2 separate regions of the Homo sapiens genome follow, and region 1 is linked to region 2. A link is a loop called in an ENCODE intact Hi-C map of the cell type or tissue named here. Cell type or tissue: IMR-90. All regions are shown on one strand. Each heading gives the region's core, and the rest is flanking DNA. Links, peaks and the distances in the headings are about the cores only.

Region 1 (5,832 bases), core at 448-5,447, 310 kb before region 2:
TTTAAGATGGAGTTTTGCCTTTGTTGCCCAGGCTGGAATGCAATGGCACGATCTTGGCTCACCACAACCTCTGCCTCCCGAGTTCAAGCAATTCTCCTGCCTCAGCCTCCCAAGTAGCTGGGATTACAGGCATGCGCCACCACGCCTGGCTAATTTTGTATTTTTAGTAGAGACGGGGTTTCTCCATGTTGGTCAGCCTGGTTTCGAACTCCCGACCTCAGGTGATCCGCCCGCCTCAGCCTCCCAAAAGAGCTGGAATTACAGGCATGAGTCACCGCACCTGGCCTTTTATTATTATTATTTATTTATTTATCTATTTATTTATTTTTGAGACGGAGTCTCACTCTGTCGCCCCGGCTGGAGTGCAGTGGTGCGATCTCCGCTCACTGCAACTTCCGCCCCATGGGTTCAAGCGATTCTCCTGCCTCAGCCTCCTAAGTAGCTGGGATTATAGGCGCCCGCCACCACGTCTGGCTAATTTTTGTATTTTTAGTAGAGATAGGGTTTTACCACGTTGGCCAGGCTGGTCTCGAACTCCTGACCTCATGATCCACCTGCCTCGGCCTCCCAAAGTGCTGGGATTACAGGCGTGAGCCACGTGCCTGGCCACTTTTCTTTTTTTTATTTTTAAAAATTTAGTTGTATAATACCAAATTCTTCACTTGTCTTTTAACTGAAACCTTTCCCAATTTGTGCTTTTAAAGGCATTTGAAGATAAAAAGGTTATGTAGTCAAATGGAAATTTGAGAAAAGGAAATAAAATAAAACAGTATCTCCTAGAAAAGGATATAATGTGCAGTTTTGACCAAATTAATTTAATGTTTGTTTTTTAGGAGCTTGCTGGCTAGTGTTCTGAAAAACACAGAAAATACCGGTCCAGTGAAAATGATACATAAAACACTCCCCTGTTTTTATTTTGCCATTGTCTCAGTTTAAAAGAAAAACAAAATGGGATGTCTATAATGGAGAAATAAAGCAGGGCTCATAAGTAGGGTCGATAACAAAATTTCAAAATCATATAAACACAACCTTGGGTCCTGCTCACCACTTACATTGTGTGACTTGACTTAAAAATTGCTTCCACTTTCTCAGCCTCAGTTTCCATATCAGTCAAATGGGAATAATATTAACTGCCTCTTAGGGTAAGTAGGTGTATTTATTGAGAAATTCAAGCCAAATCATCCAGCAGAGTACTTAGCACAGAGCACACTTTGATGGTCAGGAACTGCTGCGTGAGACACTGATGGGTGACAGAGGGAGGCTCGTTAGGGTTAGTCCACGGCAGCTGTGCCTTCTGATACTAAAACAAAAATATATTCAACTTCAATGTGCTTGAAAAACTAGACATAGGCTGCATGAGAAAAGAAAAAGGAAACATACCAAAATGGAAGAGAAGTCTGAAGAACACTCATCTCAAGCCAGATTTTCAAGGAAATGAGTTTAATATGAAATTACAAAAACAGTGCCCTCGGCTGTTTCTACTTTTCTATGAAATCCGATAGCCAGATATCACGATGCAACAGAACAAAGAAAATGCAAAGAACAGCAGGATAAATACTTTTAGTTGTTTTCTCACGCCACTCCTTCAAATTGGTGTTTGCAGCATGGTAGTAGAAGGTAATGCAATAACCATGTGAAATTTACAGCAGACTTTAGGATTGTGGACATTTCTGAGCAAATAGAGATAACAACAAAGGCCAGGAACAAGTGACTGTGGGGTATGTGGTTAGATCAAGACCTTGAAAACAGATGCTTTACCTAGCCAAGTAAACCAATGTTTACCACTGTCCTCTAAAAGGCATGCTTAACATAGACCTAAAACTGAAGCAAATCCTTACACTAGAGTTTGATAGCATTTTTTTAAAATCTCGCATATAAAGTTGGCTGGAGACCTAAAGCAACCAGTTACAAAGAAAATGAGGCTGGGCACGGTGACTCACGCCTGTAATCCCAGCACTCTGGGAAGCCAAGGCGGGCGGATCGCGAGGTCAGGAGTTCAAGACCACCCTGGCCAACATAGTGAAACGTCGTCTCTACTAAAAATACAAAAAAAAAATTTAGCCGAGCGTGGTCGCACGCACCTGTGGTCCCAGCTACTTGGGAGGCTGAGGCAGGAGACTCGCTTGAACTGGGAGGCGGAGGCTGTAGTGAGCCGAGATTGCAACACTGCACTCCAGCCTGGGTAACACAGTGAGACTATGTCTCAAAAAAAAAAAAAAAAAGGAAAATGAACGAGTTATATGCCTTTAAAAATCAAATTTTGTTAGGATAAAACATCCAAAGACTGCTGCTGCTAAGAAAAATCTATATGGAATGTTCCTTGATATAAGTGACTCAGATCGGGTCTTAAAAATACTTTTGTTGTGCAGAGATTTGCAGTAGTAAGTAGGAAATGTCTAATAAGTGTTTGCAACATGAAGGAACTGAATGAATGAATGAATGAATAAACTAAGTGGCTGAGTCAGAGTATCTCTGGCTGAGTCACAGTATGTTAGAATTGGAAGAATTCTAAGATTCTTACCGATTTTGATTTCAATTTGTACATTGTGTCATTGGAAGCTCAGGACCTCACCAGACAGATCTCTCGCAAATATTTGTTGGATATATGAATGGAACCAGAGCTACAGAAACAAGCACTTTTCCTTCCTGGTTCAATTCAAACACATCATGTGGGTGGTGCTGTAAGAGGTGTTTGAACCACATCAACTCCATCTTGAATAGGAGCTGAGTAAAATAAGGCTGAGATCTACTCGGGCTGCATTCCCAGACGGTGAAGGCATTCTAAGTCACAGGATGAGACAGGAGGTCAGCACAAGATACAGGTCACAAAGACCTTGCTGATAAAACACTTTGTGGTAAAGAAGCTGGCCAAAACCCACCAAAACCAAGATGGCCACCACAGGGACCTCTGGTCCTCCTCACTGCTACACTCCCACCAGCACCACAACAGTTTATAAATGCCACAGCAATGTCAGGAAGTTACCCTATATGGTCTAAAAAGGGGAGGCATGAATAATCCCCCCCTTGTTTAGCATATCATCAAGAAATAACTATAAAAATGGGCAGCCAGCAGCCCTCGCAGCTGCTCTGTCTATGGAATAGCCATTCTTTTATTCCTTTACTTTCTTTATAAACTTGCTTTTGCTTTACTCTATGGACTTGCTCTGAATTCTTTCTTGCATGAGATTCAAGAACCCTCTTGGCCTCTGGATCAGGACCCCTTTCCCGTAACAGTGCTATGGCTGGGATTTTGCTCCCTGCTCTGCCACTCTGGACATAGCTGTACATCCTTGAGCAAACTTTTTCACTTCTCTGGTTTCCTTACTTGTAAAACTGGGCACATGGAACTACAAAAGGTCCCTTGCATCAGCAATATTCTAAGATTACTCAGGAAAATATAAGCCCAAAGACCCAAGTTGTTAAAGGAAAGGGGTCCCGATCCAGACCCCAAGAGAGGGTTCTTGGATCTCGCGTAAGAAAGAATTCAGGGCGAGTCCGAAGTGCAAAGTAAAAGCAAGTTTATTAAGAAAGTAAAGTGGTGAAAGAACAGCTACTCCATAGATAGAGTACGATGTTCCTGAAAGTAAGAGGAGGAACGCATCCACCCTAAGTACAATACTTGTATATATGGGGAGATGTGCTCTGCTACAAGGGTTTGCGATAAAGGATTAATTTTCTTAATTACTATATTTTGCAAGAATCGATATTATTATCTTTAAAGCAAAATTAAGAGTGCCTTTGTTCTCCAGATGTCAGGATACCTGGACACTCCCAAGTCTGAGTCTGTTTAGTAAACACTATTAATTTGTTCCCTTAACCGTAAACATCTAGAGGCTAGGAATGCCTAACTTTCTGAGAATGGAGCCCAGCAAATCTCAGCCTCATTTTCCTAGCCCTTGCTCAAAATGGAGTCACTCTGGTTCGAACGCCTCTGACAGACTTTTCACAATTAATAAAGTTCAGCATGATCAGAACAAATAAACGCAACCTGAGGTTAGTCAAGTTCGTCATTGCTTTTGTAGAACAGCTCGTTTCTCTACCAAACCACAAACTACTTTCTGCATCTTTTCTACATTTGTGCCTTAGAAAAAGTGGGGCTGATGAGATGGCTTGGAGCAACCCCTTCCTTGTCTACCCAGAGAATTTCTGAAGTGTATTAAGGAGATTTATAATTTGAGATGCAAGTGCCATTTCATTAATTGGCATTCTTGGAGATTTTGATTTTTTCCTGCCATCGATGGGTTAATATGCTGAGATCTTCTTTTGTTTTACAAAGAGGCAAGGAAACACATTTGGCTGATACAGTCCATTATTAAAATTGCATTTCAGCAGTGGCAAAGAACTCCAGCCACCTGACGCTGGACTTAGGCATCATCTTCCTGCACTACAACCCAAAGCTATTACATTAACAGCAGAAGCAAAACAATGGGGCTGCCAGCAGCACAAACTCCCCTGGTAGAAGGAAACCATCAATCCTGCCGGTGAAGTATTTAGCTACAAAAGGAGAAAAGACACTCTTTGACTGAAGTGTAAGAGGAAGGAATACACAGGTGCTTTTCAATCAGAGCTGGATCACGTATACTTGAAGAAACAGCAGCTTCAACCACCAAATAAGTTTGCCTCTGGAAGGCACAGCCAACAAGTACACCTGGTGAGGACTTGGAGTAAGTATGGGGGCAAATGAGGTCAGTCTTCTCTGCTCCCCCTTCAACTTGGATGCTCACGGTCCACACCCATTGCCTGTGAGGTAGTTTCTACAGAGATGAAACAATGAGCTTCCTTAGGGGCCAAGGAGGCACAAGACTGACCTCTTTAGCTTCTACTGTGCTAAGTAATATTAATAAGCTCTAAGTCTTTATGTAGAAGTCAATGAAATTAGCAGTAGGGTTTAGAAGCCAGAAACACGGTGCTGGGTTATTAAAAAAACAAAAACAAAAAAACCCCGACCATTCTTTTCAGCTAAACTCCAGCTCCAGTTCTCTGGGCTAGAATAGTAGTGTTAATAGATTCCGCCTCGACTAAAAAGGGAGCCAGTGGCAGAAAATCTATTCCTCCGGCAAGGTTGCTGGGCAACCAGCAAGCTTTTGGCATGTGGCTGATGTCTCCAGGCAGCCCGGACTACACAAAGTAAGCTCTTCCATCACTTACAACTAACTTGATTTTGATGGATTAAAACCGAATAAAAATGTACTGTAACTCACTTCCAAATTCAGAAATCAGAGAGAGACAGAAAATATCCCAACACCCAACTAAAGACTAACTTATCAGAAACACTAGGATTCACTGAAGTTCATTCTACTGGGTGATAAATCTCTTCTGCATTCTAGTATACAACCGATTTGGTTTTAAGACCAGAATATCCAAAACCAATGGGGGTGGGGGGGAAGTACTCAAAATATTTTGGAAAAATATTAATGTTATGAAGATGGAGCTTCGATGTAATGGATTCTGGTGTCAAATGCATCTTTATGCCTGGTATTCTGCTTTTTAATTTTGTATTTTTAATTTTAATGGGTATACAGTCTGGTACTATTTTAGCTGCATTTTTTTTAAGAGATTGCTTTTTTTTGTTTTGTTTTTTGAGACAGAGTCTTGCTCTGTCGCCCAGGCTGGAGTCTCCTGCCTCAGCATCCCAAGTAGCTGGGACTACAGGTGCCTGCTACCACGCCCAGCTAATTTTTTGTATTTTTAGTAGAGACGGGGTTTCACTGTGTTAGCCAGGATGGTCTCGATCTCCTGACCTCGTGATCCGCCCACCTCGGCCTCCCAAAGTGCTGGGATTACAGGCGTGAGCCACTGTGCTGGGCCTTTTTTTTTTTAAGACAGGGTCTT
Region 2 (5,832 bases), core at 538-5,537:
GTTAATAAACATAAGCTAAAGAAATACCTAACATATTACAGTTTTTAAAATATGTGCTCATCCATTTCTCTTCCATCGGTACTTTCTGAATATGCATCATGAGTTCATCCAAGTAAACGGATCATTTAAATATAAAAGTTAGAGTTAGGCATACCACAGGACAAGGTATCATTTTCTGAAAGTAGCTTTCAGCAAATAGCAAATTAATTTAGAAACAAATTAATATGATTTTCAAGGAGGTCTTAAAATTAAGTTACTCATTTTATCATTAGAAATGCTTTCTTCTCCTTGCATACTTCTTATATTACTTTTCTGAGCATTCTTGAAATAAGGTTTCAAACTAAGATTTCGACGTCAGCACAGCAACCTCCTTGCACTTTGAACAGCCAAGAGCCATCACAGTGACGTGTCTATGTGAAACAACCCTCTGGTATTTCCAAGAATCAACAGTGGAATGAAACGGCTCTCATGCCATTCTTCAGCTCTCTTGTAAGGAGTGCCCAGAGGATTAACTTCTGCGGGGCTTTGGGAAGACATCTCATGCTGCCCCTGGCAGTGAAGGGCACTGTCTTAGGTGAGCAGTACTGTATGGGGTGATGGAATGCCCAAAGGACACTGTGATTCTGTGCTTTAGGGAGAAGCAGGCTGAAGATGGTCAACAGGGAGACGGATGTGCAGTCGGGAGTACTGGGTCGAGTGGTGCGTCTCTGGACAGGGGCCCCAGGGTGGCTGCTTTCCTCTTCCTTCACAAACAGGAATACACTAACCTCCAAAATGAGGCTGACTTAGGTCTCCCCAGCATCGACAGACAGTTTTACAGAGTTAGTATCTCAAGTTCTAGATGCAAATTGCCCGGATTTGAATATTGGCTCCATCATTTACAAGCTGAGTGACCTTGGGCAAGGGACTTAACCTCTCTAATCTTCAGAGTCCTCATCCATAAAATAGACACAGAAAGTGCACCTATCTTGCGGAGTTATAAGTGTATAAAGAGATAATCCACATAAAGTGCTTAGCGCAGTGGCTAGCATGTAGTAAGTGCTTAACAAATGACAGCTATTAGTATTATTAGCATTATGCTTCTGAAAGCGTAAGCTGTACATCCTCTGGAAGGAGAAGAAATGAACCCAGGACACTTCCCCTACCAGTCTCAGGATGAACATACTAAGAAAAAGTTGAAGATTCTATCAGATTTCTTGGACACCAATGAAAGAACGTCACTAACCATGAAGAATGTTTCCATCATAATGGGGAAGGACCTCTTTAGACATTACATTTGGATTATTAACAAAGTATTATTAAAAAGATGTAGTCTTACTAGTTGGGAACTCAAAAGGATACCAGTGCAAAGAGCTTAGTCCCTTCAGCTCTTCAATTCTGATGAATTCACCTTCACTCTGCTTCAACAATTGATCTCTGATGGCAGGGCCAGGGATATCATCAGCTACCCAGGCTTCTCTGTACATTAATTGATCAATATCAAGAATACCGTGCACAACTCCCTGTACTCACAACTCAGTTCTTCATTTACTCCCAACTTCTCTTCAGCATCTTTGAGACTCCCAAGACCTTGGCCCCTCTACATTCTCTAAGTCTATGAATGGCCTCCTGATCTTACTTATTCTCTTCCTAGTCTGCAGCCTACGATGCCATGACTTTGGTTATACTGATGACTGTCTTTAGTTCTCTGCCTCCTTGATCTTCTATCACACCCAACCTAAAAAGCCCAATCCTGACGTCAATCCAGTCATAATTCTTCTACCAGGCTTTGGATCCCATCTCTCCTATCTCCTAAGGAAGGGTCTTGCTTTCTTCAATCACATTCCTTCACTTCTACTATTTCTGCCCGATACATCTATGTCTTAAATATCTCCCTGGATTCCAAATAGCTTATTTAGCACCTCATTCTTCAAAAGGAATTTATACCAGTTTTCTCCACTTCATCATTACCAATTTACTTCTCAACCCAAAGCAATCTGGCCTTTGCCTTCCTTATCTTGCCCAAGCTGCTTTTGTTAAAATTACCAATCCTTTTCATATTGCCAAATCCAAATAACCTTTTTAAATTCTTACCCTTTTTGATCTCCTGATGGCATCCAAAACTGCTAATCATCCCCTCTTTCTCTAAATTCTTACCTCACCTTCAAATTCAGTGTTGCCCAGAGTTGCATCCTTGCCTTCTGCTTTTCTGATTCTATAGATTCCTCCAGTACCTCATTCAAACCTAAGACTTGAACCACTGAGAACATTCACAAACTGACACCATGTAGCTCAGATGTCTCTGCTGAGTGGAGGCCCATATGCACACTGATTAAGAATGCAGACTCTAGACTGGGTGCGGTGGGTCATGCCTGTAATCCCAGCACTTTGGGAGGCAGAGGCGGGCGGATCACCTGAGGTCAGGAGTTTAAGACCAGCCTGACCAACATGGGGAAACCCCATCTCTACTAAAAATACAAAATTAGCCAGGCATGGTGGCACATGCCTGTAATTCCAGCTACTCAGGAGGCTGAGACAGGAGAATCGCTTGAACCTGGGAGGTGGAGGTTGCAGTGGGCTGAGATTGCACCATTACACTCCAGCCTGGGAAACAAGAGAGAAACTCTGTCTCACAAAAAAAAAAAAAAAAAAGAAAGAAAGAAAGAAAGAAAAAAAAGAATGCAGACTCTGAATTCAGACAGACTTGCCTTCCAAATTGTCTCTGCATTTACCAGCTGTCTGGCCTTGAGAAAGATACTTAACTTAAAACTCAGTCTTCTCAGGTTCAGAATGAGAGCAATCATATCACTAATACCTACCTATACAGTTCTTTGGAAGATTAAACAAAATAATGTATGTAAAGCACGTAGTTAACAATCAATAATATTAGCTATTGTTGTTATTACAGGATTCTCTACCTAAGCTCCCCAAAGTAACTCAAACTTTACATATTAAAATATCAACTGAATGCCCTCATGCTTCTCCTTTTATTGCAGTAATAATCATAATAGCTCTCTCAAGGATTAATTTATATCATTATCCTGTAAGTTAAATATTAGTGACCCCATTTCACATATAAGGAAACTGAGGCTTAGAGAATTACTCTGCTTGAAATGGCAGAAAAATGGCAGTTAGGATTCAAATCTTGGTCCTCTGACTCCAAAGTTTATGATGTTTGGTACCGATATATGACTTCAGTGTTCAATTCCCAAGCCAAAACCCAGGACATTTATTTTGGATTTCTTCCCTCTCACTCAGCTACATCTAGTGGTGTGCTGCAGAACTGGCTTGAATGAAAAAAAATCCCTGATTTGTAGCATTTGCTGATTTCAAGCTATGAAGGTGACATTACTGAAAAGATGGGCAGAAATGTCTTGAGAGCCTGCATAAGTCAGCTCCAGCACGGCACTGGATCCAGTAAGCCCCCAAATCCTCTTAATTTGGGTATAGATCATTTGGTTGAAAGCCATTTGCCAAAACCAACTTAGTCCGAATCAAGTTGGTGAAAGCAACACTGTGTTAAAACAATCTGGTTGAGTCCGGGCACAGTGGCTCATGCCTGTAATCCCAGCACTTTGGGAGGCCAAGGCAGGTGGATCACTTGAGGTCAGGAGTTTGAGACCAGCCTGGCCAACATGGTGAAACCCTGTTTCTACTAAAATTACAAAAATTATCCAGGCGTGGTGGCAAGCACCTGTAGTCCTAACTACTCAGGAGGCTGATGCAGGAGGATCACTTGAACGCGGAAGGTGGGGGTTGCTATGAGTCGAGATGGCACCATTGCACTCCAGCCTGGGTGACACAGCGAGACTCTGTCTCAAGAAAAAATAAATAAATAAAAATGAAAATAAAGCATTCTGGTTGAAAAGGAATAACGTTCAGTGATAAGCTGCAGATTTTTTCTCTTTTTGTCTTTTATTCCCTCTACTTTTTCCCTAAATAAATTTTGGCCAATTAGTCCCCTGGATATCCAACTGTAGGCTATTAGTTCCAATGTTTTAATCTTGTGAACGTCCACTCCCATTACCCTTCACCCTCCATGGTCCAGCTTTACTGTACATCCTTCGGTTCTCACAAATGTTATGGTTGCTTCACCTCTAGGTCTGTGCCCAGGCAGTACTTCAACCTAGAATGTCTATCCCTCCACTCCACCATCTTTGCCTGGCTGACTCCTGTCCCTTCACTTTCAGTTTAGGCATCAGCCATGGGAAATTACTTGGAACAGACTAAATGTGAAACAATGGGAATTAGATTGGAAGAGTACAAATGTCCAACAATTGGCAGATTATGTAAATGAACTGTGCTGGTTTTCAAAACGTAGATGGTGTAATCTATTTTGGTAGGGAAGAATGCACATCTACATGGAAAAGAATCTAAAAAGTTAGTGTCTAGGGGGTTTTGCAGTGGTTTTCTAAATGTGAGTGGGATTGTGGGAGGTTTCTTTGCTTGTCTGTAGCTTCCGTAATAAGTATGCATTGCTTTTGTAACAAGGAAATCTGTTTTTTTTTTTTTTTTGGTAAGATACTCTTATTGCTAATATCTTGGTATTCCACCTGTTCATTATTATAATCAATTTGGGACAAGGATTACTGGCTGACTATTCACTGGATAGAAAAAGAACCTAGAAAATAATGGAAAACAGGTCATATTTAAGAACACGTAAGTCATCATATGGTGCACAAAAATGACCAGAAATGAAGAAACCAGATACCCAAGAGATTGACTTTCAACTGAAGTGTAATTTCAGCAGGATTAATGGGTTAACTAGATTATATTTAGATAAATTCTACGCTATCATTAATTCTACCACCTTGAGAACTCTAGTGAATCTTTTATTTTCTCTGTTCCATTTCTCTTGTTCTCAGGTTAGGAAAGCAATCCAATCTCTTGGAGTACACAAGCCCCCTAATTACCATCAGAGCTCTACCTAGATCTTGGCATCTCTTCTGCCACATGTTCCTCTCCTCCCCACCCCTACTAGACTACCCCCTGCCTCCCGGCCAGCCACATGCTCTCTGCTGCAGTGATGCAAACTTCACATTCCTGAATGTGTCATGTAGTTTCAATTCTCTAAGCCTCTGCACATACTATGTTCTCTGAAATGATTTTAGAACACATGGTCCTGTGCACACACACACACTGTGATACAGTATAATTAATATTAGCACACCATGGAGTATTAATATTAATCCTACCTGCCTTACAGACACCATGTGTCTTCCTTACCTTGGCATTCCGAATGTTTCTAGACTGTGCGACCCACAGTGTGGTCTGCACACCAGTAATATCATATGGGAGCTTGTTAGATGCTAATTTTAGGCCCTACCACAATATCTACCAAATCAGAAACTCTGAGGATGGAGCCCAGGAGGGACATTTTAAAGGCCTTCCAGGTGATTCTTATGCACATAAAGTTTGAGAGGTGCTGCTCTGCATAATTGTTAACATTGCCTGGATGAACTAATAGATGATTAAAAACTTGGGAAACTCCTTTACATTTGTTTTAAACCTACCTCCATTCTAAGCCCTTGCTTTTGTATGTGTAAGTCCAGATATGTATGTATGTGTGTGTGTATGAATTGATGAATCAATAACCAATCTTGTCAAAATGTCCAGTGAAATTTTACTTAATTATTTGATCACTGTAGGACATTTAACTTTCACCTCTAAAAAGGGAAAAGAGGAAGTTAATAGAGGATTTCACGCTACATGGCCTCATTTATTATTAGTTAGTTGGTTAGTGGCTTCTTGGGATTTAGTAAGCTAAATCTGTATTATAATTCCTAATTTTGGAAGGAGAAACTGAGCCCTAGGAAGTTAAACACTCAGTATCTTGCCTAGGACCACACATCA

Evidence for each region. Hi-C counts contacts between places; a loop is a spot of excess contacts. Peaks named below come from ENCODE experiments on the same cell type or tissue, not always from the same donor. Only the 100,000 strongest peaks of a DNase experiment are listed, where the experiment ranks them.
Region 1: it touches region 2 in a loop (3-fold over the local background); 1 of 110 quality-filtered maps calls a loop at or near these places.

The regions. Positions count from the first base shown.
Region 1 is chr14:89,538,533-89,544,364 of GRCh38, forward strand. It overlaps a transcript of FOXN3 not described here. Among named protein-coding and RNA genes, the nearest start is that of FOXN3-AS2, 35 kb to the right of the region's middle. In IMR-90, for the core only: no CTCF peak of the experiment used is centred there; a DNase peak (open chromatin) is centred at 2,429; H3K4me3 peaks cover 218 bases; H3K27ac peaks cover 1,521 bases.
Region 2 is chr14:89,845,129-89,850,960 of GRCh38, forward strand. All of the region lies in intron 5 of EFCAB11 (EF-hand calcium binding domain 11), which reads right to left. Among named protein-coding and RNA genes, the nearest start is that of EFCAB11, 110 kb to the right of the region's middle. In IMR-90, for the core only: a CTCF peak has its summit at 3,246 (motif pointing left); DNase peaks (open chromatin) are centred at 3,223 and 5,003; H3K27ac peaks cover 782 bases.